Linked DNA regions of Homo sapiens: region 1 is linked to region 2. A link is a loop called in an ENCODE intact Hi-C map of the cell type or tissue named here. Cell type or tissue: heart left ventricle. All regions are shown on one strand. Each heading gives the region's core, and the rest is flanking DNA. Links, peaks and the distances in the headings are about the cores only. Region 1 overlaps LINC02756 (long intergenic non-protein coding RNA 2756). Region 2 holds the start of LINC02756 (long intergenic non-protein coding RNA 2756).

Region 1 (15,718 bases), core at 3,843-11,842, 62 kb before region 2:
ATGTCAGGAAAGTCTTCCTTCTGTATTAAGACATGAAAAATAAAATAGGAGGCAAAGAAATTGTAGGAAGAGTATTTCAGGGACTAGGAATGTGCAAAGATCTTAAGGAATGGCTATCAGAACATACATGGCTATCAGAACATGTTTGAGAAATTGCAAATAGTTCAGTATGATTTGAACATAAATGTGTGGTTACAGACAAAGATGCAGAGAGAAACAGGTCAAATCATGAAGGCTCTTGTATGTCACACCTGTCCATTTCAACCAAGGAAAGGCAAGGGAAAGTTATCAACGAGGTATAAGGATGAGAGTAAATGTAACATTTTAATTTTGAATATGCTCCTATAAGCAATAGATAGAATTTTCATCCTACAAGTACTTACTATGTCTCAAAACACGGTAGTATGCAATACTTGGTGGATCAGAGGGGTCAAATTGGAGGCAAGAAGATCAGTTGGCAAGAAGAATGTTATAATATATATTGAAGAAGTAGAAATAAAAGACATTTATTTGTAGTCTATTTTCTTGATATTCCTTCCTAATGAGGACAATCATGAAGCAAGAGTTTATTGTTCAGTACAGTTACTTAGACTTACTACTTAGCTTATAAGTACTTCACCATGTCCTTATCTGACAGACCTCTACTAACTAGACTGGAAAATGGTTCAGTGGAAAGGGTAAATGCTTTGGAAGGAAACAGTTTTGAGTTCAAATTATAGCTCTGCTACTTTTTAACTGAGTGGATGTGAGCATCTGTCTCATGTAGGCTCTTTTTTTTTATATGTTTATACATACCTAGTAGGTATATATTTATGGAGTATATTAGATATTTTGATACAAGAATACAATGCATAATAATAACATCAGAGTAAATGGGGTATCCATCACCTCAAGCATTTATCATTTCTTTGTGTTACAAACATTCCATTATACTCTTTTAGTTATTTTAAAATATATAATAAATTACTGTTGACTGTAGCCACCCTATTATACTATCAAATACTAGATCTTATTCATTCTATCTAACTATATTTTCATACCAATTAACCCTCCCAACTTCTCCCCAGCCCTGCACTACCCCTCCCAGCCTCTGGTAACCATCCTTCTACTCTTTGTCTCCATGAGCTCAATTGTTTTAATTTTTAGTCCTCACAAATTACTCCGAATATGCAGTTTCTTTTTCTGTGCCTGGCTTATTTCAGTTAACATAATAACCTCCAGTTCTATCTATGTTGTTGCAAATGACAAGCTCTCATTCTTTTTTATGGCCAAATAGTACTCCATTGTGTATATGTACCTCATTTTCTTTAACCATTTGTCTGTCGATGGACACTTAGGTTGCCTCCAAATCTTGGCCATTGCGAACAGTGCTGAAATAAACATGAGAGTGCAGATATCTCGTCAATATCCTTATTTTCTTTCTTTTCGTCATATACCTAGCAGTGGGGTTGCTGGATTATATGGTGATTCTATTTTTGTTTTTTGGGGAACCTCCAACCTGTTCTCCGTAGTGGTTGTACTAATTTACATTCCTACCAACAGTGTACCAGGATTCTCTTTTCTCCTCATTCTCTCCAGCATTTGTTATTGCCTGTCTTTTGAGTAAAAGCCGTTTCAACTGGGGTGAGATGGCATCTCATTTCATGCAGGTTCTTAAGCAGGCAATTCTATTCCCTTATTTCCCTTGTAGAAACCTGACCTTTACATGACTTCCATTTCTGTCTTTGTTGTAAAATGACACCATTTTAGGTTAATGCTATCAAAAGGGAGTCAAAATTAGAAAACAGAGAAGGGGAAAGAATGAATTATATCCTAGAAACTTAGAGTAATATGTATTATTTGAAGGGTAATCTCATTAGTCAAAATTCTTGCCTCATAAAATACCAAAAGCCTGTATCTGAAGATTATTTTTTCTGCTATGTGGTAGGTCATCATAAGATAATTTTAGTTGGATCAACTTTTATGCAACTATGTGTTAGTACTAGGTGTGCTGAGCACTTCTCATGTGTAATCCCAGTCAATACTCACCATACATACATGGGGTAATTATTATGCATTTATTTTGCAGATGAGAAAGCTGAGGTTCAATGAGATAAAGGTACATGTCCCCCCAGAGCACCAAGAGGGCTGAACCCCACCTTTAAGGTCATCAAGCTCTAAGGCCCATGTTTCCTCCAGGACACATGGTGATCTTTTCCATGGAAAAAACATTCAAGTCACAGAAAGAAAACACTGGAGAAATAATGTCCCTTTCTGCCCTCAAAAAATGTGTAATATGGTTTAAAGCACATATAGCAATGATGACTAACAAGTCTCTAGCTGCCACTCCATGTTCACCTGACATAGACTGACCATGTTGATGAGGATGCCAGTATAACATTTTCTCACCCCACCTTATTCCCAGGTACTGATCACCATGGCCCTGCCATCATTCCCCGCAGGCTCTTTGGAAAACCATGGAGGTATGAGTGTGCCAAATGAAGTGTCATGTACAGGCTGTCTCAGCTGAGGAGGATTAGTGAGAATTAGTGGCACTGTTGGAATCAGGCTAAGGACATGGCTCTGAACAAGTTAACTACTCAGCCAGGGCAGGGTTCTGCACACTGAGCCAGACGGCTGCACTCAGCCGCGACTCAGGATCAACTTTCTGGCTACTGAAATGAATAATCAAGTCTCCAGGCAATTCTCACAGAGCCTCTTATTGGAGGCTTGGCCTGCCTGGTTTGGTTGACCAAGCAGTATAATTAGCCAGGAATGTTCAGAAATAAACATTACTGAAGGAGACATAAAACTGTTACCCATGGCTGCACCTATCCTCAAAATGGCAGAGACTGCTCCTGGAATGACTAAGTAGACCAAAAAAAAAAAAATTGTTTTAAAGCTTCAATTTATTTCAGTAGAGTTGGCCCCACTGGTTAATTTTTAAGTAAACGTTGACTCTTCCCAACCTCTGCTTTACATTAGAAGGGATTTTCCCTGAATACTTCTGGCTCTTCTCCACCCTATGCACACAGCAACCTGAGGAGAGGGGAGGGGGCAGTGCCTCAGATGATTAATAAATTTGTGAAGAATAAAGCTCAGCTCAGCAACTTCTGTTGGGAACAGGTGCCCACAGGGAGCAGGGTCTCTTCTTTGTTCACTCATTCTGCAAATCTTAGCTGCATGGGCCTGGGACTTGGCAGGCAGAGGAATAAGTCTTATCTATTCAAAGGTTTATTGTTAAGAAGCCTGTTTAGTTGTCATATGAGGCTGCATCCTCTGCCTTAGCTGTTAGTGGTCATAAAAGGATATTTTGATCGCCATCTTTTATTCTTTTCTCAATTTATTCAGAACTCAGGTGAGAAAGAGGGTCATCAATTATTCTGGCTGGTTCAGAGACCCCTACACCCCCATGAAAGTAAAGTGCAGTAAATCAGATTATTAAGTCCATGTGGAAGAGGAAAGTGGAGGGGCCAGAATAGACTCTCTGGAAAGGGGCTGAGCTTCAGCAGGCCAGTTTATCTCAGACATGTGGGAAAGCCCCTGCTTACATTGGTTACACGACCAGAAAAAGAGATTACCAAAGAAATTGGTAGAATTGTCTCCACACAGGTGCCCTTAAAAATCTTATATGTGGGGGGAATTATGTAGATAGTCATCACAACCATTAATAAAATCTGCTGAGTGTGCTTAGTCACTCAGAAAGCCTGTATGCCTTCTTGGTGATAGGTCTGGCAGCAGGACAAATCCCCTCAGGCCAATGGAGCACTTATTACTTTGCAGACTACATTAGTAGTTCTGGTAAAGAAGGGACTCAGAAGCCTAGTGTTACAGACCCTCACATTGATTCCAAATAAGATGTTAAAAGGATCTTAGACAATAATCTGTTACTAATTTTATTTCATTTTCTTCTCCTCCACCTCATTTCTCAACACCCTTACTCAACTAGTTGAGATCTCTGCTTTAACTCAATAATGTATTTCCTTCCAACAGATTGTAGTAAGTAGATCCTGGACTATAAAGATTTTGGAGACCTAAGTAGAGGTGAAAACAGAAGAAAGCAAGGCTGTGGTCATCACTCATGAGGCTTATTAGGTTGTGGGAAAGGGGAGAATGGTAGATGTAAAGGGAAAAGTTTTGGATCCCCAAGATTAGTGACAGGAATCACTTTACAGGCTTTGTGGTCCAGTTGGAGAAACAGAGGGATACAGTTAAGTGTTAGAGTTAAGAGCTTGGTATCACCCAGAATGTGGCTCTGAGAATTCTTCCTGATCTTTTCTGTTGTTCCCATGTGTTTTATTGTGCCACATGCTTCCAGTTTTACACTGGGACTATTGAAGGTGCCATTGATAAAAAAGAAGTTACTTTCTACACTCACTGTGTTATCCATTGTCTGTCCATTGAGGGCCTGCTGGGTGTCAGACATAGTCCTCAGCTAAGGGGAGAGGAAGGGAAAATGGAAAGTGCAGCTTCTTGGTGGCCAACATGGAGGACACAATGTCCTGCCTATTGGTGTGGTACCTTATTAATATTCATTACTCCAGGCTTAACATTCTATGAGTCAATAGATTAAGTAAAATTTTTTAAAACTTGAATTCTCAATATGATGGGAGGATATGTAAGAATAATGGATGTTATTTTATTGTCCAGAGTAATAAAATTTGCCCTAAACCTTCAGTAAGCAAATGGCTCTCTGAGAGAGGTGGTGGGAGCAGGCAGTGGTTTCAAGGAGAAGAGATTTGCTGGAATTCACTAATGAAGACATGAAAATGTCAAAACTCAATCGAAGCCTTAAAACATATCCAAGGGCACAGATTTGGAAAAGCACCTTCTTCAAGAAAATGCCATAGTATATGTATTGCATAGAACTGATCATTATTAGAATATGAAAAATGGCTCCCAGTTATAAATTCAAGGGTGACTGCTCATAATAACCACAGAGGACCCTGTATGTGCTGCCAATTGGCTAAATCTTTCTGTAGAAATTTTATGAAGAATTAGCATAAAGGAGGAATAGGTGCCCTCTCTGTTGCTCTTAGAACTAAAAAGTCAGAGTTATTGTTAATGAAGGTCATCTAGCTAAGCTACCCATTTGAAAAGCAGATTTCCAAAAGACATTCAAATGGTAAAGTATCCAGAATGCCACCAGTCCACATGACTTACAGAGGTGCATTAGGGCACCCCCTTTGGGGAGATGGATAATTCAATGAGTGGGTAATTCTCCTGTAAGGCCAGAAAGTGGTATCTGTTTCACTGGGTGGTATGACATGTTGGTATGCCACAGAGCAAGGCTCGATGAGTGGCAGGGTTGGGCTAAGTAAAATTCAGCCCCATCTGTCCCTGTGGGTGGGTACTTTGGTACAGTGACCATTCAGCACAGAGACATGTAGAAGCACTGGAGGCCAAACAAGACACTGGTTTATGTATCTAAATTCCAGGCAGCGAATCAGATTCATGCAGGAAGTGACTGCAACTGTGGAACCCTGTTAAGGTTTGATGGGACAATGACCAGCAGTAATTACTGGGCCCTAATTCCTTAGAATATCAACCTCAATAATTTCTTTCTTTCTTCTGGTCGCTGAAGATCTCCAACGTTCCTGGCAGTAACTTTTCCTGGCCTGGCCAATCTCAGTTAGCCTCCTTGAAGTTTCAGAGGAGCATAGCAAGGAGGGCAGAGAGAAAGAAGCTCCTGGGGGCCTCTGTATGAATTCAGAAAAGATTAAACCATTCTTAGCTAACTTACTTCTCTGTTCAAGCTCTGGGCATTCTTGTCAATAAAAAAGTTTATGCAATTAATTTTTAAGGCCCCTTCCAACTCTAAAGTCTGAGCTAAGCAAAGACACATTTTCTTTGATTACTTAGTTACATGACAACTTTCAGATAAAATATAAGCTGCCCAGAGAAACATTGGCACATTTGTTAACAGTATTTTGTTAAACTGAGAAACATGACAAAAATATTTTTTTGTTGTCATATTTCTTACAGTAAACTCTCATTTATTCTATAAATACAATTTCTATTTTTGCTTTAATTTATAGGAATCCAAGCTAAAAAAAAACGCATATATTATTGAATTTCCAGTCAATCCTCAGAAGAGCCCACAGTTAACATAGCATGTATAAACATTTCTGTAGATTTTGGGGAGGTGATGTTCATGCTTGCCAAAAGTTGAGTGAGTGGCAAGGACTTAATCTATGAGTCATGTTAGAATGATCTGAAGTAATAAGTACTAGTTATAGGATTGCAAAATCATTCTTTCAAAGTAGTTATTTAAGAAAAATAAAGAGCTCTTGCTATATCAGAATTCAGCAAAACATACATTTTAGAATTTCAGATAAACCATAAGTGGTTGAAGTGAGTTAGGGCCCATTTGGGGGTGAAGGGCTTCCCAGAAGACAAGTTTCTGATACCAATAATATGAAAAATATATTTTTCTCACATCTTAGAAAGTGCAGTTCACTATGCTCCAGTTAAAGTCCAAAAGGCTTAAAAAATCTTGCCCAATGAGCACACTTTCAGAGTAATACACTGAATTTCTGAGTTCCAATTGGTATTTGTCTAAACAAAGTTGTGGGGTGATAAAGATATTCCAGAAGTATACTACAAATATTTCATACAGTTTAAGGGCATTAGCATATATTTTTCAGAAAAGTCAGAAAATCTAGATGAATTTACATCAAATATAATAAATTATTTACTTGAGATTCTTATTCCCTAGGCCTAATTTTGAATAAATGACTACAGTATGCCTAGTGGGGCCTGGAAAATGTCTCTCTAAGCAACCATGTTGAATTAATTATACTCTTCCAGCCATAAAAAATTAAACAAAAAGAGAAACTAAAGCAAGAGTATTAAAAAGAGAATACATTTAGCTCAAAAATACTTAAACGATGTTTGTAGTTTCAAGCAGCATTTCTTGGAAAACTGAAACTAAGAATATAACTTAATGTGAGGGTAACATAATGCTAGTTATATGTGCAGATAAACCAGATCATCAAATATTAAGAATCTCCAGTCTTCACAGATTTGAAAGTTGAGGATTTAGCTCTGGGCACCATAGACTGGCACTCTGTTCAGAAGCACTTCCCTCCTTTGTCTGCTTTCTCATCCCATCTTCAGCTGCTTTTCTGTCCAAGTGTCTCTCCCATTTCCACAGTCCCTGTAGGTGCTTACTGCTCATGGTTCTCCTGCTCATGGTTCTTGGTTCCCACGGTTCTTCTCTGATGATTGTATGCAAGGAGTCTAGAAGGAAAAAGAAAAAAGATCTGATTTGAATTTCCAAAATCTTCTTATGTCAGATGGCCCTAAGGGAGCTGTAGGTTACCAAAAGCCTGTGTTTATCTTATTTGGTGTCTTGTAATGTTCTCTGATTTAAAGAAAAAGTAAAAGGGCCTCAGGGAAGACTTCCCTGATCACCCCATCTCGAATAGAATTCCATTCCCCGTGCAGTCAGGGTCCTAAGCCCCAAAATTCAGAAAGAGAATTGAAAGTGCTGAGACCCAGTCCCCCATCCACTGACCTTTCAGGGTGGAAGTGGTTCAGGAAAACCAGCAAGCCGCCTCTTCTCCCCAGTCTCCTGCCCAGGACTGTCCCATTGACAGAGCTCAAACTGGAAAAAGGGTGTGGAAAATAATTGAGAGTGATCTGGATGGGACAGAGAAGATCTCTTCATACCTGCTCTGCTCTCTGCCTCTTTACCATGTTTTATTTTCCTTAGAAACTCTGACATTATTCAGTGCTAAATTTTGTTTATTTGTTGATTATTTTCATGGCGGGAAGAAAGGTTTATGAAAACAGAGACTTACTTTGGATTCTCTCTAGTTATAGAAAGCTACTTGGCACATAGAATATACTCATTAAGTATTAGTGAAGAGAAGGGAAGAAGGAAGAAAAAAAAGACAAGGCAAGGCAGGAAGAAAATATGAAAATTTTATATATGTAGACTATCAGGAAGAGCTATATTTTCCTCTGTGGTATGTGAGATGATTTTAAGTGATATCTGGGTAACTTCATTTTATTTACTTATTTTGTATGTATTTTAATGGTGATTAGGTGACATTCTTACAATGGAACTTGATTAATTATTTAATATAAAAATTCAGCTGGGTATGGTGGCTCACACCTGTAATCCTAGCACTTTGGGAGGCCAAGGCAGGAGGATTGCTTGAGGCCAAGAGTTGGAGAGCAGCCTGGGCAGCAAAGTGAGACCACCTCTCTACCAAAAAAAAGAAAAAAAAAAAAAAGTAGCTGAATGTGGTGGTGCACACTTTTAGTAATAGCTACTCAAGAGACTGAGGCAGGAGGATGGCTTGAGCCCTGGTATTCAAGACTGTAGCAATCCATGACCGCACACTGCACTCCAGCCTGGGTGACAGAATGAGACCCTATTTCTTAAAAGAAAGATTAATTTCCAGGAAAATATTAGTGACATATTAATAAGGGTAAGACAATGCTGGACAATACATGAAGTTTGAGAAAATGGAAAGGAAAATGTTCTCCATAACTTTTATGTTTTTATAAACAACAGTAACACACATGACCCTTTTTACTGCTCTAGTGTTTACTGCTGTCCAAATAGTTTCACTCCCACCATGCAATCACATAACAATACTAATTACCAGGGAGTTTAAGAGGCATTTCCCAGGGTCTTGGATCAAGTCGGTGACAGATTTAGGAACATAGCTCAGATGTTCTGTTGGGAGAATGGTTCTCTCATGTCTTGTTGAGCATGAGGCTCTCCAAGCAGATGAGTAGTGACTCTGTCCTGGCCCATTTCTATAGGCTGGAGTGGTCAACACACAAACTCCACAGTTAGGTGGCCCTAGCTCGGTCACAGGTCCACCAGTCACAGTGGCAACCCTGGGTAAGTTACTGTTCCTCTCTGTGCCTTGATTTCTTCATCTGTAATATGATATAATAATAATCCCTTTCCCATTCGGTCATTGCAAGGACTAAATGAAATAACATAAGCACCTAGAAAAGTATCTGGAACATAGTATATATGTTGGTTTTGTAGGGTGGGGATATTTCTAATCAGCCAGAATCACAGCCTGCTTCTTTCTGTTCTTGAATTATCCCAGCCATATGTGCAGAGCAAGACTCCAACAGCACATCCTGTATCAGTTTGGGGTGCCCAGCATTGATTTATAGGTACTGGATTACTTGTTAAGAGACAAATGCATTATAATAATTAAATTCTGAGTGAGTGGACATTTCATAGATGTGTGTGGGAAGACAAGAGGGTCTATGAAAATGATGCAAAATGTGCATGCTATGACTACCAGCTTTGGGATAATGCAAAAAAAAAGTCTGTATAGATGTGAGGTAAGTAACTACATTAATACTAATGGGGCCTGCATTTTTACTTTTTCCACTGAAGACATGCACTTGAATTTATTAGCAATAAGGAATACTCCCCCATCTGCGATGCACCTGGTGTATGCTGAGCTTGCTTGTGCCTCGTGTTGTATTACATGCAGTTAAGTCATTTGTATAAATTCGTATTTTTTTCTTCTCCACCTTCAGTCAACCTTTAGATCAAGATACTGAATAAAGTCAATTAGCAAGCACAAAGTTGCCCAGGTTTGGAATTTGCTCTGTGACTGGAATGGAGTAAATGGATGGAATTCTTATACAGTTTTTAGCTAGTTCTTTTAGACTGAGAAAGGAAGTAGGGATTTTTAGTTGACATATAGGCCCCTCTGCATAACTCCATGTCACAAAGGTGGCCTCAGACTTTATCTTAATTCAAGGGGATGCTGGATTCAGAATGAATGATGGCATCACTTCTGTTACAAAGGAAAAAAAGTCATAAGCCAAAAAGCAAGCAAACAAACAGGAGGTCACAATGTCAATCAGGTTGTCCTGAAAGAAGATGATCTTAAGTCTCTTGGTGAGAAAATGCTCAGTATGATATCTCTTGAAATTATTAGACAGCAGCACAGTGCTGTCTTCACAAAAAGGCGGTATCAGAGTTGTTGAGGGTGTGGACACAAGGTGTATAATTCCTTTTGGAAAGAATTCAGAGAAAAAAAGGGCCCTCATGGCGCCTTAAGATTATAAATAATGTCTTTATTTTATTGATGATATCTTGGCCCTTGTAAAAGATTCTGCTCTTTTTTTTTTAAATTTAGACACTTGTGGTAGAAAGGTGAAATACACAAAATTTAATCAGCTGATTATCTTACACATTTTTATAGCAACGCTTTTCAAACCTAAATGGTGAAAAGCATCTTCATTTATCAGAATTATTTTTGAACTCAGCTACTGCAGGGCTTTTTAAAAATGACCCTAATAAGACTTGAGCTTTCAGACATTCCCAGGTGTGGAGATGGGGCAGGTTAGCAAAATACCAACCCAGAGGACCAGCCTAGACTTTGGGCTGGATCGTGTTAGGGGAGTCAGAGATTTTGAGCAATTATGACCTAGAACATGCTTAAAATCAGCACCAGAGTTGCCAAACCAAATACAGTGGAGGACTGATTGGCTGGACATCAGGAGTTGGAGAGATTCAGGACTAAGAAGAAAATAAGTAGTTAAGAACTTGATGATGAATAGAGTTTGAGTTCTCTCATCCTCTTAATGGAAATACTGATAGTCCATATTTCACAGGGCTGTTGTGAAAATTAATTGGGATAATAAATACAAAGCTTTTAGCAAAGTTCTTGTAACTTGATAATAGCAGCTCTGCTTTTGTTTTTATCATTATGACATTAGTAATGATAATTATTATTATGATTAAGGAATTGCAGAGGAGGAAAACATCTTAAAGTGATGAAATATCCCAAGAAGTCTTTTGTAACTTATTTAACAATCGTGCATATATCTAACCTTGAATGTCTGAGGGAGACTTGGGCAAGTGGCAGAAGGGTTTTTAAATATGTTATTTTCTATAGTAGCACAGGTGAATTGGGAGTAAAGAAGCAGATATGATGACAGATGAAGAAATTTCAATGAGTCAGAGCAATGCAGCCCTGAGAGCTCTTCCAATTTTATACTAGGGAAGGCTGGCATTTCTTACCTTATTTTAGTCACGTGCAATGTTTTCTGAAGGTCTCATTAAAAATGATGCTACTTGGCATATTCCCCTTACCAAATGTAACCCGAGTTAAGCCTCAGATCTGGTCTTTTGTTTTGTTTTGTCCATGAACAACAGACAGTGACTATTATTCTAAACAGGGCATCCACAGAATGACTTAAATAAGCATATCATTGTCAAAAAGCAGAGCCTCTGGAAGCTGAGGGCCCCAAGTTGAATAAAATCTTGATAATAATGTTTGTAGAGATATTCACTGAGGAGGCCTACTGTTATAGCCTGAATTATGTCCCCCAAAATTCCTATGTGGGGTCCAAATTCCTGCTACTGCAGAATATATTTGGAGATAAGATCTGTAAAGAGGTAGTGAGGCTAAAATAAGGCTAATAACATGGGGCCTGGAGTCCTTCCAAAAGGAGAAAGAGATAGCCCAGGCACACACAGAGAGACCATGCGAGGACATAGGGAGATGGTGGCCCCCTGCAAGGAGAGAGGCCTCGGGAGAAAACAAAGCCACTGACACCTTGATCTTGGACTTCTAGTCTCCAGAGTTGTAAGAAAATAATTTTCTGTTGTTTAAGCCACCCAGTCTGTGTTGTTTTCCCATGGAAGCCCCATCAAACTAACCTACCCACTTTTCTCTAGAAACGTCAGCCTGATCTTTTGCTTTCTGTGCAACAAAAAGTTCAAGAAATATGAAGAGAGGGATTCAGACTCTGTTTCTCTTTATTCAGGCTTTACAGTAACAAGCATGACAAAGCAATTGTGTTGTCCATGGCTGGGACATGTTAAGTGTTTGAGTGGTTCTCATGGCTAGACTCAGGCTGTAGTCACTGAAATGGATGAGGCCACAATGTAATTTCAACCCTTAGAAGTATGCTGAAGGAAAATGATAAGCTTGTTTGGAAAGATCATTGGTTTTCCTGTCACCCATGAAGAAATACACGTACACACAAGTGTATGTATGTATAAGTGTGTATACATTCACATGCATAGATGATTATATGTAGATCCTTAAAACAAAACCAAAACCAAAAAATAAAAACCCTTACACAGGCCTCATTTACTGCAACATCCAGAAATCATAAAGAATTGTTATGCACCAGAAACAAGAGGAAGTATGAGAAAACCCCTACGAATACCTGCAACCACTCTCTTCAGATCTTTTCTCTCTCTCTTCACTGAGCTAGTGCTGTTATACATTGGGGCCACTACTGGCAGATCTCCTAGAGGCCTCAGATTCTTCTTAGAACGGCAATTATATTCTTCTAAAGCCTCGGGAGTGATTTGAAGCCACCACAGCCACAAAGACTTTCTTAAATCCTAACATTAAGAAAAAAATAAGTTAGTGAGGCTAGGAATTACAATAGTGCTTCTGTCTTCCTGGAAAATCCACCTAGTGGCTTGCAAAGCCTGCATTTATCTCTCTTCCAGTCACCAGTGTGGTCATGACTGGGTCTCTGTGCTCCAGACTGGCAGAGAGCTGCTGGCCATGCAATACTATCTATAGGGAGAGAAATTGAACACTAAGTCAAGCGGGGCTCTCAATCCACAGAGTCTGGCTGGAAGTGCAGCTGGACCCAGAAAAGAGCATGGCACTTCATCATATGTTTCATTGCTATTAATGTGGTGAAAAACATAGTCAGCTCCTCTCTTAAATCACAAAAATCACAGGCAGCAACAGTTAATAGGGAATCCACATGTCAGCTCATCCGGACTAGGGGAAGCCAGAAACAGCTCCACTTCTAAATTAGGTGAGAGTGAGGTTGGTCTGAATGGCATATAAGCACTCCTTTCTTCTAATTCGACCCCTGCCTGCCTGCCCTGCTTCTCTCATTAACATGAGCTTGCAATTAAGACTTGGCGCACCGAAGACCCAAGTGATCCTTCAGGCCTGAGATGTGCCTGTGGCTTTTCCTTCCTTTGTGGAATGCTGCTGCCCATTTGAAAAATACAGAAATAGAGCTGTCCATTTAAGCACACGAAATCATAAAATGATGAGAACATAGACACTAACTGTTCCTGTATCCCAATAGCAAACCACCAGAGGGACGTATTCCTGTCAGAGAAGCTCTTTCTGAAAGTGTCCACCTTTTAAAATATTTTACACTCTTGTAAAATGCGTTAAATTTCATTAAGTCTAAATGAAGTTTATTTTCCTTGTATGTGTTTTCATCTATATTTTAATGCAATGTGAATTGTTATTGATGGACACATCTCAGTCCTGTTTGAGTGTGAGCAAACAATGCAGCTTATTGAGCAGACTTTGTCGACAGTTTCCATTCACACGCTGAAGGCATCTGAACAAGAAAGCCATCCGGCAGATATTTATGAACATAAGGCTCGCAGCTGAGATGCCCATGCACAGCAGATCTATGGAGGGAGAAATTAAATCAAAAGCGATAAATAAGTGTCTGGTGTGGCTGAAATAAATGCACAAATGTAAAAAGAACATAAAAAGGTAGAGAAAGAACAGGGAAGGGGCAAATAAGACAGATTCTGAATTATGGCAGATATGTTGGCATTCATGTTTTATCAAGATCTTTGCTTCCATGGAGTTCAAGCTGAATGTTTGATCAGTTATTTATTTAACAAATTAGCTGCACCTACTAATTGCCCTGCACTCAGGATATAATAATATAGTCTCTGAAGATTTCACTGTCGATCTGGGAAGTGAGACTTTGACTTGACTTTTTCTCAAAACTCTGTAGAGATGTGAAGAAAAGTTCTCTGGGAAAAAATGAACCCCGTTGAGCTTGGGGATTGCATTCAGGTGGTGGAAATATTGGAGAAAGGCTTCTCTAGTGGTATGGCAAGATTTTAAGGAAAGAAGGGTTTAAAAAAGGATGGATTTATGTAGGACAGGGTGGGGAGGTGGATCTGTGGGGCAGAAAAATGGTATCAGGAGGCCAGAATGGCACATGTAATGGCAGGGAGACCACAAAAAGTCTTGGGATGGTGTAAAAGCCCAGATGACAGAGCACAGATAACATACACTGAAAGTGGGACATGAAGCCCAAGAGGGGAACTGGGCTGGTTGATGCCAAGGCACTTGTGCTACATCCTATAGCCATGGGGAGCTCACTGAAGGTTTTAGTAGACATAATAAGCATTGTTTCCCTGGAAGATTATTCTGGTGTGGAGGATGGACTGAGGCAGACGCGGGGTACTGAAAGGAAGATTTTACAATTAGTTTCAACCAGCTTAACACCATTTCCCTTTCCTTCCTCAAGGGATGAGTCCACAAGGTCTGCAGCTACACTCTAACCCCTTAGGGAATCATGTCAGGTTTCTGCTTTCTGCTTTGATCCTGCCTGCTGTCTCTGGCTCCTGCTTCATTGCTTTTACCTGTGTTGTTTCTCTCTGTCCTAAGGGCACTAGCACCACAAATAGGAAAGAAAGATTTGAAAGCCATTTTTAAAACAGCCAACAAATGTATTTATTAGCTTGATCCACTCAGCCCACACACTGACCAACATTTGAAGATATTTTGGTAACCTGTCTTTATTTTTAAAAATTTCTTCTCATCCAAACCCAAGCTCCTGGAATTTTCATTTGGGTCTGATGTTATGGACACTTCTCTCATCTGGGAGTGTTCAGATAGCTAGCTCCAGTCCAATTGATTCAACAATACAAGTTTTCATTCCTTATCCAGCCAGCTTTCTCCCTTAGGGTTCGTGTAATGATCACGTTAATGTGCCCTTCATCTAAAGTGGTCTTTAAAGTATAAAAGGAACAAATACTATTGCTCAAAGCTACAATGAATACCTGCTTAGGTACTATTCCAAATATGTTGCATGGATTAATTTATTTAATCCCATAGTATGGATACTTCTCATATGTTATCTCTTTTAATTTTTATAAAACAGTGATAGACTGGATTAAGAAAACGTGGCATATGTATACCATGGAATACAATGCAGCCATAAAAAAGGATGAGTTCATGTCCTTTGCAGGGACATGGATGAAGCTGGAAACCATTATTCTGAGCTGGAAACCATTATTCTGAGCAAACTATCACAAGGACAGAAAACCAAACACCTATGAGCATGCTCTCACTCATAGGTGGGAATTGAACAATGAGAACACTTGGACACAGGGCAGGGAGCATCACACAGGGGGGCCTGTCATGGGGTGGAGGGATGGGGGAGGGATAGCATTAAGAGAAATACCTAATGTAAATGACGAGTTAATGGGTGCAGCAAACCAACATGGCACATGTATACATACGTAACAAACCTGCATGTTGTGCACATGTACCCTAGAACTTAAAGTATAATAATAATAAGAAGAACACAGCCTATAATAAGTGTTATTGTTGCCATTTTATAGATTCAGAAAATGAAGTCCTTTGCAATTCCAATTAGGTGAGAAAGATCTGTTAGGCTGGGCACCTTTTCTATGCTCCTCAAAGCACTCTATTGGGGCAATACATGTCTCTTAGAATCGTAGATACAACAATTCTAGATTTTCAGAATGAAAGGAATTTTATAGGTAATTTTTTTCATCTACATGGGCAAAGCTGAAATATATGTTCTGGGCCTAGGATGCATTGATACATTTAGCCATTCCTTTATTCGCTCACCATAGTTAAATATGCTCTGCCTGTATTGTCATCCTTCTAGTCTCAGTTTCAATAGTTTTAGTGATAGAGAATTCACTACTTCCTGAAGCAGCCTGTTCTGTTGTATATTTAGGTTGTGA
Region 2 (15,718 bases), core at 3,461-11,460:
TACCCTCACACTATGGCAGATAAGGTTACTGTCACACACACAATTTTCTCTCCCCTTTAGTGATAATGTAAGGTTGTTCCAGGGAAGTGACAACCAAAGAGGAGACCATCTTTCCCAGGGTTGTCCTCCGTGGCCTCCTTGCATTCAGAGATAACCATGTGATTGATTCTTTTTTTTTCTTTTTTTGTCTTAGAGTGTAAACATAAGTGATGAGTATCTAGAAAAGAGTTTTTAAGTAATATTTCTTTTCCACACTCTTCTGTCTCCTTTTATCTGTTGGATGCAAACAATAATAATGAAACCTTGGGGGATCAGAGAGCCAAGGGATGTGAACCTCCTAGCTGTCCATAACACCAAGTCAAAACGAGCTGCCCACCAATAACATGAGTGATAAATAAACTTCTATTGTATTTAAGACATTATATATTTTTTGAATCCATTTGTTACAGTTGATATTACCCTTACTCATCTATTCACATTACTGTAAGATATCAAATGCAAGGCAGGAAATTAAAAGTTGGATGTTCTAGAATTTGAGGAGGGGGCTTAATTTTTTAAAAAATATCCAGCCAAAAGAAAGGAAAAAGGAATATTTAGGAGGTCCAAATATATCTAAAAGCACTTCAAAAGCAGTTCTAAAGTAGAAAGGATGAGAATTTATTTGAGTCCACGTGGCTTATATATGAATCATCAGTGAAAGTTAGAGAGGATAGTTTCAGCTTAATTTAATAAATGCATTCTAATTAATTACTATATTCTAAGTGGCCTTGCCAAATAGCACTCCCTGGCACTAATTTTGAATGAACATCTAAGGACATTCATGCTTTAGACAGAGTGAAGAAAAGATGATGTCTGAGGCAGCATTCCTCTCTGAGTGTTTATTATGTATGTGTAAGTAGCATTTTGATGTGGTGGAGTGTTAAATGTTACGCAGTCTTGATGACAAAGACTAAAATCTTCTATGTGGAAATATTCTGCTAGACAAGTAAAGGGAATGAATAGCTTCATATTTTCTTGACTAAGTGGGTAAATTTCAAAGTCAGGAAAATGCCATAGGATTCTTCAGGTGTTGCTTCACCAGCCAGAAACCTCTGTGGCTGGTGGTGCCTCGGCGGCTGGTGGTGCCTCTGCTTGAGTCTTGCTCGCACCCACTGGGCTCGTTTTACCCACTTGGCCCAGCAGGCTGTGCTTGGCTCGTGCTACTGGCCGAGATCCCATGCCTGCCAAGGGTGAGCCAGGCACAGAGTGGTGAGGGGCGTGTGAGTGAGTGAGCACAGGTCTGGCCTCTGTGCACAGCCAGGCACGCTGGCTGCTGTGGTGGGGCAGGCAGCTCCAGGTGCTGGCACAGGCACTGGCCCCAATCAAGGCTGTGACTGGACCAGATGTATTTCAAGCAGCCTCCACTGCAGGCACCAGCATCTGGATGAGGGAAACACAGTGATGCCTGAAAGTTTGGAGATGCCAGGAACTGCAGAGCCCCAAAGAGGATGTTACAAGTTACAACATGTTACAACCCTGGCTCAGGGATCCTCTAGATCTGGGTTCCCAGCAGGGCCACAGCTCTTCTCTCCTTCTTGTTCTTCTTGTTGTCTGCAGCCTGGCCAGCCGGGGAGAGGGGGTGGGGTGGGGCGGGCAGGGACCATGTATGGAGGGGCATGTTTCAACCCATCTGTGTTGCAGCTCTTTCAGTCTCACCATCCCACTCTGGCCCATGGCTCCTGGGCTGGCCTGGCCCTGCTGCTGCTTTTTGTCATATGGGGCAGCCATCTGTTACTGGCAAAGGGTGGGAGGTCTATATTATTAAGCTCTGGCTTCGGGAATCCCAAGGTGTGGGCCCCCAGAAGGCTCACTGACACAGTTTAGCTCTGTGTCCTCACCCAAATCTCACCTTGTAGCTCTCATAATTCCCACTTGTTGTGTGAGGGACCTGGTGGGAGATGATTGAATTATGGGGGTGGGTCTTTCTTGTACTATTCTCGTGATAGTGAATGGGTCTTATGAGATCTTAATGGTTTTAAAAACAGGAGTTGCCCTGCACAAGCTCTCTCTTTGCCTGCTGCCATCCATGTAAGATATGACTGGCTCCTCCTTGGCTTCCTCCATGATTGTGAGCCCCCCCACAAGCCATGTGAAACTCTAAGTCCAATAAACCTCTTTCTTTTGTAAATTGCTCAGTCTTGGGTATGTCTTTATCAGCAGAATGAAAATGGACTAATACAGTAAATACTCTTCACTTCTGCAGTCCACCTACATCTCAGCAAGTCAGCCAGGAACATGTTACAACTCCTTTTGCTCCTGCCATTTGGTGGTTCTTAAGTTCTTGTCCCATATCCCAGAAAAATGAGGTTAAGCAGACAACTGGAGGGTGAGCAAGGCAGAGAAGAGCTTTATTGAGTGACCAAACTTCTCCCCAGTGGAGAGAAGACCTGAAGTGGGTACCTCCTATCCACAGGCAGGTAGTCCCAACCATTGTCTGAGTCTGGCTGAGTTGAGAGTTTTTATGGGCTCAGAATGGAGGAAGTGTGTGCTGATTGGTCACATAAGCAGGAGAAAGTGTGTGCTGATCAGTCTATGAGTGGGCCCAGAGAAAGCACCAATCGATTGGCTGAAAAGCATCAAGAAAGTTATCACTCCAGGTTGCGGACTTCACCTGGAAAGGGCAGCCCAGCCCCCAGGCTTCAGGCTGTCCCTGGCTGGAAGGCTGGGTTTTACTGGGGACCTGCACTTTCCCACCTAGGAACCTCTCTGCCTCCCACCACCATCAACATGCTGTCCACAGTGCACAGGCTGTGCTGAGGGGTGCCTGCAGGCCCAGAGCCACCCTCAGGCCTTCCCACCCCTGGCCACATCCTCACTCTTGTGCTAGTTGGTGCTCAAAGTTTTAGCCTTAGAAGCAGTTTCCAGAGGGGGCAGAGGCAGTGGGGAGGCTGGCATATCAGTGCTGCCCCAACCACATGCACACCCGGTCAGGTCACGACAGTGCCCAGGCTCAGTTATCAGGACGTGTCCACAACTTCGCTCCACTGTGAGGCAGGGGCTGGAAGAGGCCAGGGATTGGAAGCAAGCATTTCCAAGCCTATGGGGACAGGGTACTGTCCAGGCCCCTGAGAGTACAGGGAGGCCTGGGTCTGGAGCCACAGCTGGGTGGCTGCAGTCACCCCTGGGAGCACAGGCTTCTGCCACTCCCAACTTGGTAGGGTGCAGGCCCCCTGCCGGGATCACCTATTTCTGGGCCCCGTTGGCTCTATAGAGTGCGCAGCCCTGGCTGCACCTACCCCGCTGCTTATGGTGTCCTCGCAGTGGCCACTCCAGACAGACCACCATGGCCATTAAAAAGATAATGAAAAGTTATTGTGAGTAGGAAATCATTTAGTCAATAAACATTTGATAAGCACTTAGGATCTAGATGACACCATTTTATGCAAGTACAGGGCATGGCTCCCGTTCTCAAGGTCATTATGATCTATTGGGGAAGACAGGGTTTGTTCACTTTTGAATATTTATTATTATCCATTGTAAGATCACCAGGGCAAGTGGAACATACCAAGGAGACAGCATACTAGAAGGAAATAAGCCCCTATTTGTAGTCAGAAGAACAAAATTCAAGGTTTGTTTCTGCCTCTGACTGGTTATGAGGTCTTTAGTAACTTATTAATATTTTGATACTCAATTAATTTTATTTTTATCATAAACATAATGCATATTTATATTTCAAAATTTGGAAACATTCACAGCTTTATAACATTTAGTGAACATTAACCATTACTTCCAAACTCAGAGAGTGACTTAATAATTTTTGATGGTCTCTTCCAAAAAGTATTAGGCATCTATAAAAATAGACTATTTTTTTATCTACAGATTTGAAGTTACAAGTATTCTTACCCCAAAGATAAAGTTTATATGGCAGACACATGTGAAGGTAAGGGTGATTATAAATAGAGATCACAGACAGGATTCCTAAGCAGATAATCCTGAACCTTCAAGCAGTGCCAAGGGAAATACACTTGGTGGAGAGAAGAGGAGGCAGTGCCTTGACTCTTTATATTTAAAAAAATAAAAAGATGAAAGGATGAATAAACCTTTCAAAGCTTTCTAAAAATTCAGAAAGAGAAGGAGGAGGAAAATCCCAACCCAAAATTTTGTGTCTTTTTGTACCTCATACCATTTAACTCTCACAATAGTTCTGTAAGGGTGATTACTGTGTTATTGTCCCATTTTACAGATAAAAATATGAAGAAATAGAGCTCATATAACTTGTATGTCCTGGAGGCTGAATTTGAAACTACATTGTATGAATCCCAAACCTCTGTTTTTCCCTCCAATATGACTCATAGAAATACCCTAGAAGAGAGGGAAGTGTTTTCTGCTAACTGCCAAAATAGATTAATCATTAATAAAAGAAAAGGGTGTAAGGAAATTAATGAACAATTTCTTTCTGTTACAAGCCTCTCTTTTACAAGCATTTGCTTAGCAAATTGTGTATTTTGGCATTGGGTTGAAATGCTTAATCACCTTTCCATTCTCTCCTCCCACTTAAATAAGAGTTAAGGGGAAGGCAGGAAAAAAGTTTAGTCAGGCAAAGGAAGCAACTGGTACCTTCTTAACATTAAAGGAGCTATTTCCTTCTGTACTTGGAAGAGGAAAATGTAGCTAGTGGGGCTGTCTAGGACCTCTGTGTCTGAGGGAATCACTTATTTTCTCCTCACTGGGAAATGTATGTAGGGAGACAGATAATTCCTTCTCATAAATTGATTGTAACTAAGGTTGTCAGAGCTGGCAAATAAAAATTCAACAACATGGATGAATCTGGAAGACGTTATGCTAAATGTGATTATGCCTCATGTAAGTGAGATATTTGGTCTTCTGTGACTGGCTTAATAGCTACAGTGAGCTATAATTGTACCATTGCAATCATGGTGAAATATCTAAAATAGTTCAACCAGGCCAGGTGTGGTGGCTCATGCCTATAATCCCAGTGCTTTGGGAGGCTGAGCCAGGAGAACCACTTGAGGCCAGGGGTTTAGCATCAGCCTGAGCAACATAGTAAGATCCTATCTCTACAAAAAAAAAAAAAAAAAAAAAATTGGCATGATGGGTTATGCCTGTAGCCCCAGCTACTTGAAAGGTTGAGGCAGGAGGATCACTTGAGCCCAGGAATTTGAGGCTGCAGTGAGCCATGATTGCACCACTGTATGCCAGCCTGGGTGACAAAGTGAGACCTTGTCTCACTCTCAAAAAATAAAAAAAAATAAATAAAATAGTCCAATTCACAGAAACAGAGTATAATGATGGTTGCCAGAGCCTGGGAGAGATGGGGATGGGGAGTTGTTCAATAGGTTTGAAGCTTCAGTTTTTTAAGATGAACAAGTTCTAGAGATCTACTCTACAATATAGTGCCCTTAGTTGACAATTCAGTATTGTACATGTAAAAATTTAATAGCATCTCATGGTAAGTGTTTTTACCACAAAATTCAAAATAACAAAAAAAGGGGAAAGAAGAAACTTTTAGTGGTGATGGATATATGTATTACCTTGATTTTGGTGATGGTTTCACAGATGTATGTGTATCTCCAAACTCATCAAATTGCACAAGTTGAATGTGTCCAGTTATTTGGCATATCAATTATACCTCAATACAGCTGTTTAAAAAAGAATATGGAGGGTCTAATTATATTTGAATTTCAGATAAACAATGAATTTTTTTAGTATAACCCAAATTTTTAGTATATGTGCCAAATTATACTAAATGATTATTTATTGTTTATCTGAAAATCAGTTTAACGTGAAGCCCTATATTTTATCTGGCAACCCTAATTGTAATTGATAGTCATTCATCATGGCTAGCTACTGCTAAAAGTCAAAGGAAAAAACAAAGAGTGAAAAACCTCAAAACCTAAATGCTGCCCAGGCCTCACATTTATCTCTGCTGGAATGTGAACTGGAAGCATGACCTAAAACTCTATCCACAGGCTCATCTCAATTTCTGGCTAGTAGATTTTCTGGGCTGTTCAGCCCAAGCATCCTAATTTAAAGTGCTTTCTGTGGTTATAGTTGGAGGAAATAATTGTGCTTATAATTCAGTGTAAATAATAAAATCAGTCCCTTAACTGTGCTCTCTGAAATAAATTTGCAGTTTCTATCTCTGTATATTTTATGTTTATTCATAATTTATTACTACCGTATTGATAATGTAGGAGTTAGCAGATTAGATGACAGAATAGTTGTACTTATCTCTGAGATGATGAAAACAAAACATCTTGTTAATCAATCATCCTGCTAGACACTTAGCCAGATTCTCTCCTAAGAGAATCTCTCCAGATCCATGTCATTACTGAAAGAGAAAGTAAAAACAAACAAACCAAAAAAGGGCTTGTTATACATGGACTCACTCCCAATTTGTGGTTCTCTGAAGGTCACAGCCATTTGCTAGTGAATGAAGTTTCAGGACTTACTCCTTCAACCTGCTTCTGCTCACTGTTATATTACTGAAGTACTGAGCAGTGAGTAAATGTATTAACCAGATATTTGCAGAGTCAGTTTCATTCTTTTTATTCAATTACCCATCATCTTAAAGAGGATGGGTTTTGCAAAAGTTTAGGTATATCTGGAATGCCATCTGGGAAAATAAGTAGTCTTGAGGCTGCAGAATTCGTAGGCTTCCACACTGAAAACTTAGTCTACGAAAGGTTTCAGAAATTCTTTCACAATTATAGTTTCTAATTAGCTCACATTATTTATATTACTTGGTCCCCAACCAAATGGCCACACCTGGAGGAAGGTTCAAACGGGCCAAATTTTATTTAATTGAGTTTAAATAAGATAAACAATATCGAACTAACGACTTAATCGCTCTTTACAGTTTACAAATGATTTCATTTTGAGATTATCGTATTTAATCTTTTGTGTTATCTCCAACCCTCCTCTCTGCTATTGTTACATATAAAAAAGTGTGAGATTCCCCTGGGCTAAGGTCACACAATGAACACGTTGCTCCAGGCACCACACTTAAATAACTTTATGTAACAACCACAACAACAAATACTGTAATGATGCAAATAATAGTAAAATGATCCAATAACAATTAACAAGCAGTTACTGAGGCAGGAGAATAGGGTCCAGAGACAAGGAACCTAAGGCTGATTCACGCTGAATTCCTAGAACTGAATCAAAAGGAAAACCCCACCTCTCCACACCCAAGTAACAAAACGATCAGTTACCTTTGCATTGGGCTGCAGATGAAAAATGGGAGGTACCTCTGATTGGTCCCCTCCTGCAACCAATCAGGCTGGTCAAGGGCCAATTCTTCTTGTGTAACTTTGTAACTTCACTTCAGCCTCTGATTGGTTGTCTCCCACAACCATTATGACGTGGTGGGCCACTCCTTCCTTTATGTAGGGTGTAATCAAATACCCAGTGGGAAACCTCTAAAGGATATTTAAGCCCCAGAAAATTCTGTAACTAGCTCTCTTGAGCCACTTGCACAATCCCACTCCTAGTCTGTGGAGTGTACTTTTGTTTCAATAATTCTATGCTTTTATTACTTCATTCCTTCATTTTTTTTGTGCATTTTGTTCAATTCTTTGTTCAAAACACCAAGAACCTGGACAACTCGTAGTCAAGAACCTCCACTGGTAACATTACTATATGCTTGGCCCTGTTCTAAGGACTGGAGTGTGTATGGTTATTCACAGAAGCAGAAACAGGCTCAGAGACGTGAAAAAATTTTCTCGCATTTTCAGAGCTGGAAAGAAGTGGAACCTGGATTTAAACACAGGCAACTCTAGAGCCTCAAGTTCCACTATGATCCTTATTAGAACATTAAAACGTCCAACACAAAGAAATGATACATGTTTGAGGTGATTGATATGTTAATTACTCTGATTTGATCATTATACAATGTATACACATACTGAAATATCACACTGTAGTCCATAAATGTGTATAATTATTATGTGTCAACTAAAAATAATAATAAAAGAGAAAAAAAGAAATGTACCGTCAGGTTTCCAGATCCTATCTCAGAGTCCTATCTGAGAATGCCAGACCACCTTCTAACTGAAACCAGTACCCTTCACTATCCTAAAGCCCATCATTTGAGGAAGGTGAGCAAGGTATTTATTGGCATTTGTTACATTTGCCTTTTCTGATAGCTAAAGATACTAACTCTCATGTCTGTGGCGGATTTGTTTTTTTCTACTTGTGATTTGCACCCTAATTTTGCTTGTGGTTCCTGAGGTATACAAGTTTGTTTGTTTGTTTTAGTATGTAGCTAAAAAACAAAACAAAACATTTGGTGGGAAAAAATACCTTTTCCATGCCACAACAGTGTTTGTTTGGTAAAACAGTTTCCAGAAACATTTCCCTATATCCTCATGCCTTCCTTTAACAGATGTTTGCCCAGAGCCCTGTGAGACTCTGGGGACACAAAGACAAATGGCGTCTCTAGCACGAAGCATGCTGGAGCTGGGAAGTTGGTGAGGAAGCAAATCATTTCAGTGCAGCCCAGGGACACTATAGTGAACTATGAGGGCACCCAGAGGACAGAGCCAACTCTCTGGAGGAACTTGGGTGAGTCAGGAACTGGGGGATGATTAGGGAAGGCTTATAGAGGAGGTGACATGAGCCAGGGGTGGAATAAAGGAACAAACAGATAAGTGAGGGTAAGGGTGTTTCACGCTAAGGGAGCAACTAGTGTAAGACATCAACTTAGGACACAACAGGGTACATTTACAATATCACAAGTAAATCCACAACCTGGAGCTAGGGCTAGGGCTGTGTTGTAGAGATAAATGTGTGGGATGAGTCACTGCGCAGGCAGTGGCTTCCTAGGATACAGCAAGGTTTTAAGTAGGCAAATGACATGCTTGTATTTGTATTTTGGAAAAAGTATCACCTAAGTATTCAGGAAGGTACAACTAAAGAAAGAAACCCCCTTTTTTGTGTTTAGACTCAGTTAACTTTAGATATTATTCCTTCTTAATTTAAAATGATAGGGATGTCATTAAAAGGCCTGACCTAAGGATGATTCTTTTTGTTTGCTTGTTTGTTTTTGTTTTTTTGTTTAGGGAAGTTGCCTGGTTTTTCTGAGGCCCTCCTAATTTCCTTTTACTGATTTTTTTTTTCTAACCTTTATTGAACACTTATTATTTGTCAGGTATTGTGTTGGTGAACATTGTGGTTATCTTTATTTTATAGAAAAAAGGAGTTGAGATTTAGAGAGGTTAAATTATTTGCCCGAAGGCACACAGTTAATTAGTGATAAAGTTAAGTTTTAAACTGTGAGATTGTAGAGTTTGTTCTTTATGCTATTTTTAAACTACATTATCCTGATGCTGCCTGTGGATAAGAACTTGCCTTGCATTTTAATTACACTCTGGAGGCCAGGGGAGCACCCACTTTTAAAAATAATTTGCCTGTAGTTACTACTTGACCATACTTTATATATGAAACAGAAGCTACCCTCTGTGTTTTAATGATGATTTGAAAGATAGTCAATCTTTCCTTTCCAGGTGCTAGCCAAGGTTGAGCTTCCGGCATTGACCCTATGTCAACAAAGTTGAAAAATATGGAATATAATGCAGATTTCACAGCTGAAAATGTCCTTGGGAACAGTTATTCCAGTGTTTTCCAAAGTGAACTGTAAGGTCCCATCACTGTGGAATCTTAACAAGTGTTAAGTGATAAAAGTTTTCTGTGGCCAAATAATGAAGGAAACATTGGATTAAACGTAGTTGACAGCTTTTCCTCCTTTTTGGGATTTCGTAGAGAATTTAGCATATAGCAGATCTTTGAATAACATCATTTTATTCAACATTGTTTTGCTATAAAAAAAAATAGATTCCCAGCCAGGGCTATTATGTGGAGTTTGCAAGTTCTCCCCACATCTGTGTGGGATTTCTCCAGGTACTCTGGTTTCCTTGGACATCTCAAAGATGTTTATATTATGTGATGTGGTCCCTAACATGGTCCTCATCTGAGCGAGTGTATGTGTGTGTGTGAATGTGCCCTTCCATGGGATAGCCTCTTGTCCAGGGTTGGTTCCTGCCACTCACCCTGAGCTACCAGGATAGGCTCTGGCACTTCTGGCAACTCATGATCATTAATTGAAAATATTATTAACTAATTATCCTGCTTGTTTTTATTAATCTTTTAAAAATGCTTATATATCTCACCTTGCAATATTTAATATTAAGAGTGTTTTTCGTCTTTACTTAGAAGTTTGGTGAAGGTCTTGTGATGAGAAATATGCTGTAGAAACTTACATCTTGTTTATTGCAATTAGCCTGTGGTAAAATTGGTTTTGTTATACGTCATTTCCCTTAACGTCTTTGTTTCCAGGAACCCTTTGATGACATCAAGTGAGGACTTACAAGATAAGATTGTGAGTCCTCAAGATTCAAAAACACAGTGTCTTTCAACCTGTTTGTTTCCTAAAACATCTTTTCTGACCTCAGCTTATTTGAAACATACTGCCTTACCTTTGCTCAACAACTGCAACTCAGAGAAAACAAGTGTCTTAGATGACTCCAGACATTTTGTCTCCCAGGCCATTCCTCCAAATCATGCTACCGATACCATGTACATGAGAGGCCTCCTTGAATCCATCTCAGTCTAGGAATTGCCCCTCCCCTTCGGGACAGTGCAAGAAGAGAAGTGCTACATGATAACTTGCTAGAAGAAAGCAACTTTCCAACAGCCACAAAGCAAGAAGGGCAATATCCCAGGAAGAGAGAGATTACACTCAGTTTTTATATCCCAAACACATTAGCAACCAGGATACTGGGCCTACCACGAAGAGTCCTGCTTGCACTTTCTAGTCAAAAGCATCTGGTGGAGGCTGCTTTGGGCAATCCATTTTATTTTAAATATTCATTCTCTTAGTAAATTTAATCTTCGTCCTTGGAATTCTCTATATTTTCTTAGTTATGATGAGAGTGAACAGCTGGGCCATTTTGTTCACTCTGTAGCCAGTGTTCAGTTGCGTCCCCAGCCCCCACTCCCCTTTTTTCCCAGACAGTGCCTGGCTCACTTTGTCTGGCTACTGTCTGACATGTCAGCTGACACTACCTCAGCTCCCAGCTGTTCTTCTCTTTCATACTATGGATTGTTCTTTGCATTAGACTCAAGCATGGTTTTGCACTTCCAGAGGGCTAATCTGTTTCCATGGCAACCTTTAAAATTGAGTAATTTGATGCAAGACCTGTCTAAAACTTTTTTTTGCTAAAAGTTTTTGCATGTGTGCAAAAATACACATGTGCAGTTCCAAGCTCAGCGCTGCTTTCAGACAGAAAGTTCATAGAAAACCTGACCACATTTTCAATTAGCAGAAAGGTTCTGCCAGCTTTCTGGGTTTTTAAAAATACATTTTCATTAAGAATTTAAGTAAGAAAGTGTATTTTATGAACAACATTTAGGCTAAAAGTTATAAACAGAAAATAACAAACTGGAGACTCTTTCATGTCAGTTTTAATATGGCCATATTTAACAGATGGGACCACAAACTTCTAACAAGATAGCAATTGAAAATGTGGAATATATAAAAGTTGCACTAGCTAATGTGACTATTCAGTTCTTAACTTGGATACTGACTGTTCATCTTTAATGTTGGATGGTTTTTCAGCAACATAATTTTCTTCAGATAAGCAAAAATATTAAAGTTAGAAAACTTAGTAAAAAAATATATACTTTAGGCTGGGCACCGTGGCTCACACCTGTAATTCCAACACTTTGGGATGCTGAGGTGTGTGAGTCGCTTGAGCCCAGGAGCTTGAGGCCAGCCTGAGCAAGATAATGAAACCCTGTCTCTAGAAAATACAAAATAAATAAATAAATAAACCAGACATGGTGGTGCATGCATGTAGTCCCAGCTACTCAGGAGGTGGAAATGCGAGGATCGGTTGTGCCTGGGAAGGTCGAGGCTTCAGTGAGCCATGACAGCGCCTCTGTACTCCAGCCTGAGTGACAGAGTGAGTCTCTCTCTCTCTGTCTGTCTATATCTATCTATCTATTTGTCTATCTATCTATCTATCTCTCTATATATATGTATATATACACATACACACACATATATAGATGTATGTATATATATGTATATGAACTAAAATGTATTTTTGTCCCATCTATGTAATGTGTTTTAATTCAACTTAATAAACATTTATTTAAGACAGAGAGAGAAACACAGAGAGAGAGAGAGAGTTTCATTCTGTCACCCAGACTGGATATATGTATACATACATGTACTTTATAACAGGTATTAACTATAGAAAATTTTGTTCAATGAATTATACAGCTTGGGATGCAACAGTATTAGACTGATGAGATTCTAAAAAATATCATTTTATGATATTTTGTGCTCCTTAGGGTCAGGATCTAAAACTTTTCATATTTATATTCCCAGCCACTAGCACAATATATGGGACACAGCTAGTATACCATAAATGTTTGTTTGTTTGTTTTTTAACAGAAATGGAAATTAAATTTTTAAAAATATCTCTATGGTGGTTGGTGATATAATTGTGAATAATTATATTACCCACTTTCTTTGTAGGTGGGTACACTTCCTGACTCATTTATTTTGGCTTGGCTATGTGACTAACTTTGGAAATAGAATGTGAGAAGCTTTTAGAGACATTGTAAGTTTCTACCAGTACTTTTGTGTTTTTGCCCTCTTCCATGAGTCAGCAGGTCCTTCTGGGTCTTAGATTAAAAGAAACATGGAATAGGTCTACACCCACCTGCAGTCTAGAGCAGAGCTGCAGCACACTTCTTGCAGACCTTATGTAAAAAGAGCAAGAAATAAACATTTGTTTTTATAAGTCATTGATATTTTTACAGTTGATTGTTACTGCAGCAAAAACTAATACATAGACGGATTACCTTATATATAACATGTATGTCACATATATGTGACATACATATATTTCATATTTATATATGATACAGAAAATAATACTCATAAGTTTATGATAAAAATATGTAATATATAGTATATATCACATATGTGTGTAATGTGTAATACATATGTGATATATACTATATGTTACATATATGATATATATCTTACATATTAAATATATAGTAATGTGCCGTATATCCACCTTTGGTCAATTATGGACCACATATAAGATAGTGGTCTCATAAGTATAAAATACTGTATGTTTAGTGTATATCTTGTCTATGTTAAGATATGTTTAGATACACAAATATCATTGTGTTACAGTTGCCTATAGTAGTGAGTACAGTAACATGCTGTACAGGTTTGTAGCTTAGGAGCAAAAGGCTATATCATATAGGCTAGGCATGTAGTAGGATGCACGATCTAGGTTTCTGTAAGTGTACTCTGTGGTGTTCACATAGTGACAGAATCACCTAGAACACATTTCTCAGAATGTATCTCCATGTTAAGCTTTGCATGATTGCATTACATGTATATGTATGTTTGTATATGTATCTTATATATGTAATACATATAACAATTTTTTATGTAATTTATAAGTTATATATATATTCTTAAAAACTCCATGAGTTGGATATGATTTTCAATTTAATAGAAGAAAAAGCTGAGAATTTAAATGTTTATTGTTTTATCCAGAATCATATAACTTTTTAATAAAGGAGAAGGATTTGAGCAAATATTTCTTTGACTTTCCACCTCCATGTTTTCTCTTAATATCGGGGTTACAAAATATATTTAAAATAGAGAGGCAGTTAAAGGGTCTTTTGTACTTTTATTTGTATTTATTTAAATGTATAACTAAAATATATTTTCCTTCCCTCTACGTAATGTGTTTTTTTTTTTTTTTTTTTTTTTTTGAGACAGAGTCTAGCTCTGTCACCCAGGCTGGAGGGCAGGTGCAATCTCCGTCACTGCAACCTCCGCATACCAGGTTCAAGCAATTCTCTTGTCTCAGCCTCCCAAGTTGCTGGGTCTACAGGTGCACAACACCATGCCTGGCTAATTTTTTTGTATTTTTAGTAGAGACGGGGTTTCATCATATTGGTCAGGCTGGTCTCGAACTCCTGACCTTGGGTGATGTACCTGCCTCGGCCTCCCAAAGTGCTGGGATTACAGGCATGAGCCACTGCGCCTGGCCTGTAATGTGTTTTAATTCAACTTAACAAACATTTATTTAATATTTTATATGTGCCTGCCACTGTGTGTCAATTCTTGGAGGAATAGAGATAAATCAGAACCAATTCTTACCACCAAGAGTTTGGCTAAATATCTATTATAGCCACCAAATCTTAGACCTAGCTTGACTAAGAACTATCTTAAATAACTGAGCTAAGTGCCACACTTAGGATAATTTCTTCAGAGTTGATGTTCACTCACCAAGAATTTTATTCTGAATCAATAAAATTCCTTTTGCCTATATTATTCACAGTATTCTACACTAATAGCAATAGCTGTTTATGAGCACTTATGTGTATACTCGGTCTGGGCGAATTGTACATATACCCTTAAGAAATTCATATTTGGAAGGTGAATGCCAAAGAAAAAGAGAAACCAGTTTAGTGCTTAAGAGAATTGACAGGAGTCAGATAGGACTAGAATGAATCTACGTTCTGGCACTTACATACAGGGGGACTCTGGGCAAATCATTCTCCTTTAATCAGTTTCTTCACATATAAAATATAATACCAACTTTGCTAGATAACTGCGTGGAATGAATAAGATTTATCTGCAAATCAGGTATCATAGTGCCTGGCAGATACTTAGTATTCAAAGATGAGAACCATTATTGTAAATGAAATGCTGAATTGAAGGCACTTAAGAAACAATGTGAACAAAATATATTATGTAAGGGGGTTAAGCTTAGGATTTATAAACATGCTCAAATGTGGTTACTTTATTGTGCTGTGACAAACCAGAGTTTGGAGGGTGAGTGGTGTGGAGAATCCTTTGGAACCCTGTGAATACTCACGAGGTAGTCTCTACCCAGATGTATCTTCTGCCACCATATTTTCAGTTCCTTGTCTGCTGCATCATCACCAGCAAAGAGCCACATTCTTGTACTTGTTCCACCTTTGTGAGATTGCTCTGAAAATCAGTGGTAATGCAGGGCAGATGGGAAGGGGATTATGGTCCAATTAATGAAGCCAAAAAGAAGACAGAGACCAAATGTGGAAAACCTCAGCCCAGAAGGAGAAAATGTCATTGAGTGATTAGCATCAAAAAAGAAAACTTAGAATAAAAACGATCTTGCCTCCTAAACATGTCCTAACTTGTAAAATAGAAAGAAAAGTAAATACAGAAGTGGTTTCTTGGAGTCTGGTAATCATTGTTCAAAGAATTTGACTCTCGCCTTTTCCTGGATAAGTACCCACTGAGCCAGCAGGCATCCAAGCAGCCTTTTTTTCTTTCTCCAGTGTCTCTGAGCATAATGGCTCTGTGTACAAGTGTTCAACTGCCAGAGAGTGATTTCCTTAGTGTGATTCGAAGGTCTGAGAAGAATAACATCTTTCCTAATTAAAATCAAACTCAAACTCTTCAAAGTTGGCACTCAACCTCTTTCCAGGCAGGGTGATTATGGGAACACGAGGGCATGGAACTGTTCTCCTCCATTTTTAACTTAGGTCAAACATGAACCAAAACCATTTTCATAAATCCCTATAGCCTAACTACTCAAATGAAGGAAAGGCTGAAGCTTTTTAAAGAAACAAAAAAAGCATATTAGTTAGTATGCCTTTAGTAGCAAGTAATGGAAAACATCTTATA

Evidence for each region. Hi-C counts contacts between places; a loop is a spot of excess contacts. Peaks named below come from ENCODE experiments on the same cell type or tissue, not always from the same donor. Only the 100,000 strongest peaks of a DNase experiment are listed, where the experiment ranks them.
Region 1: it touches region 2 in a loop (3-fold over the local background); 2 of 110 quality-filtered maps call a loop at or near these places.

What each region holds. Positions count from the first base shown.
Region 1 is chr11:91,847,839-91,863,556 of GRCh38, reverse strand. It overlaps LINC02756 (long intergenic non-protein coding RNA 2756), which reads right to left. Exons shown (of 12, transcript NR_187312.1): 8 at 12,157-12,337; 9 at 7,499-7,588; 10 at 7,153-7,221; 11 at 1,298-1,370. Among named protein-coding and RNA genes, the nearest start is that of LINC02756, 61 kb to the right of the region's middle. In heart left ventricle, for the core only: no CTCF peak of the experiment used is centred there; no DNase peak of the experiment used is centred there.
Region 2 is chr11:91,785,922-91,801,639 of GRCh38, reverse strand. It overlaps LINC02756 (long intergenic non-protein coding RNA 2756), which reads right to left and starts at 7,318. Exons shown (of 12, transcript NR_187312.1): 1 at 7,218-7,318; 2 at 6,228-6,331; 3 at 5,532-5,639. RefSeq lists an enhancer at 2,488-2,987. In heart left ventricle, for the core only: no CTCF peak of the experiment used is centred there; no DNase peak of the experiment used is centred there.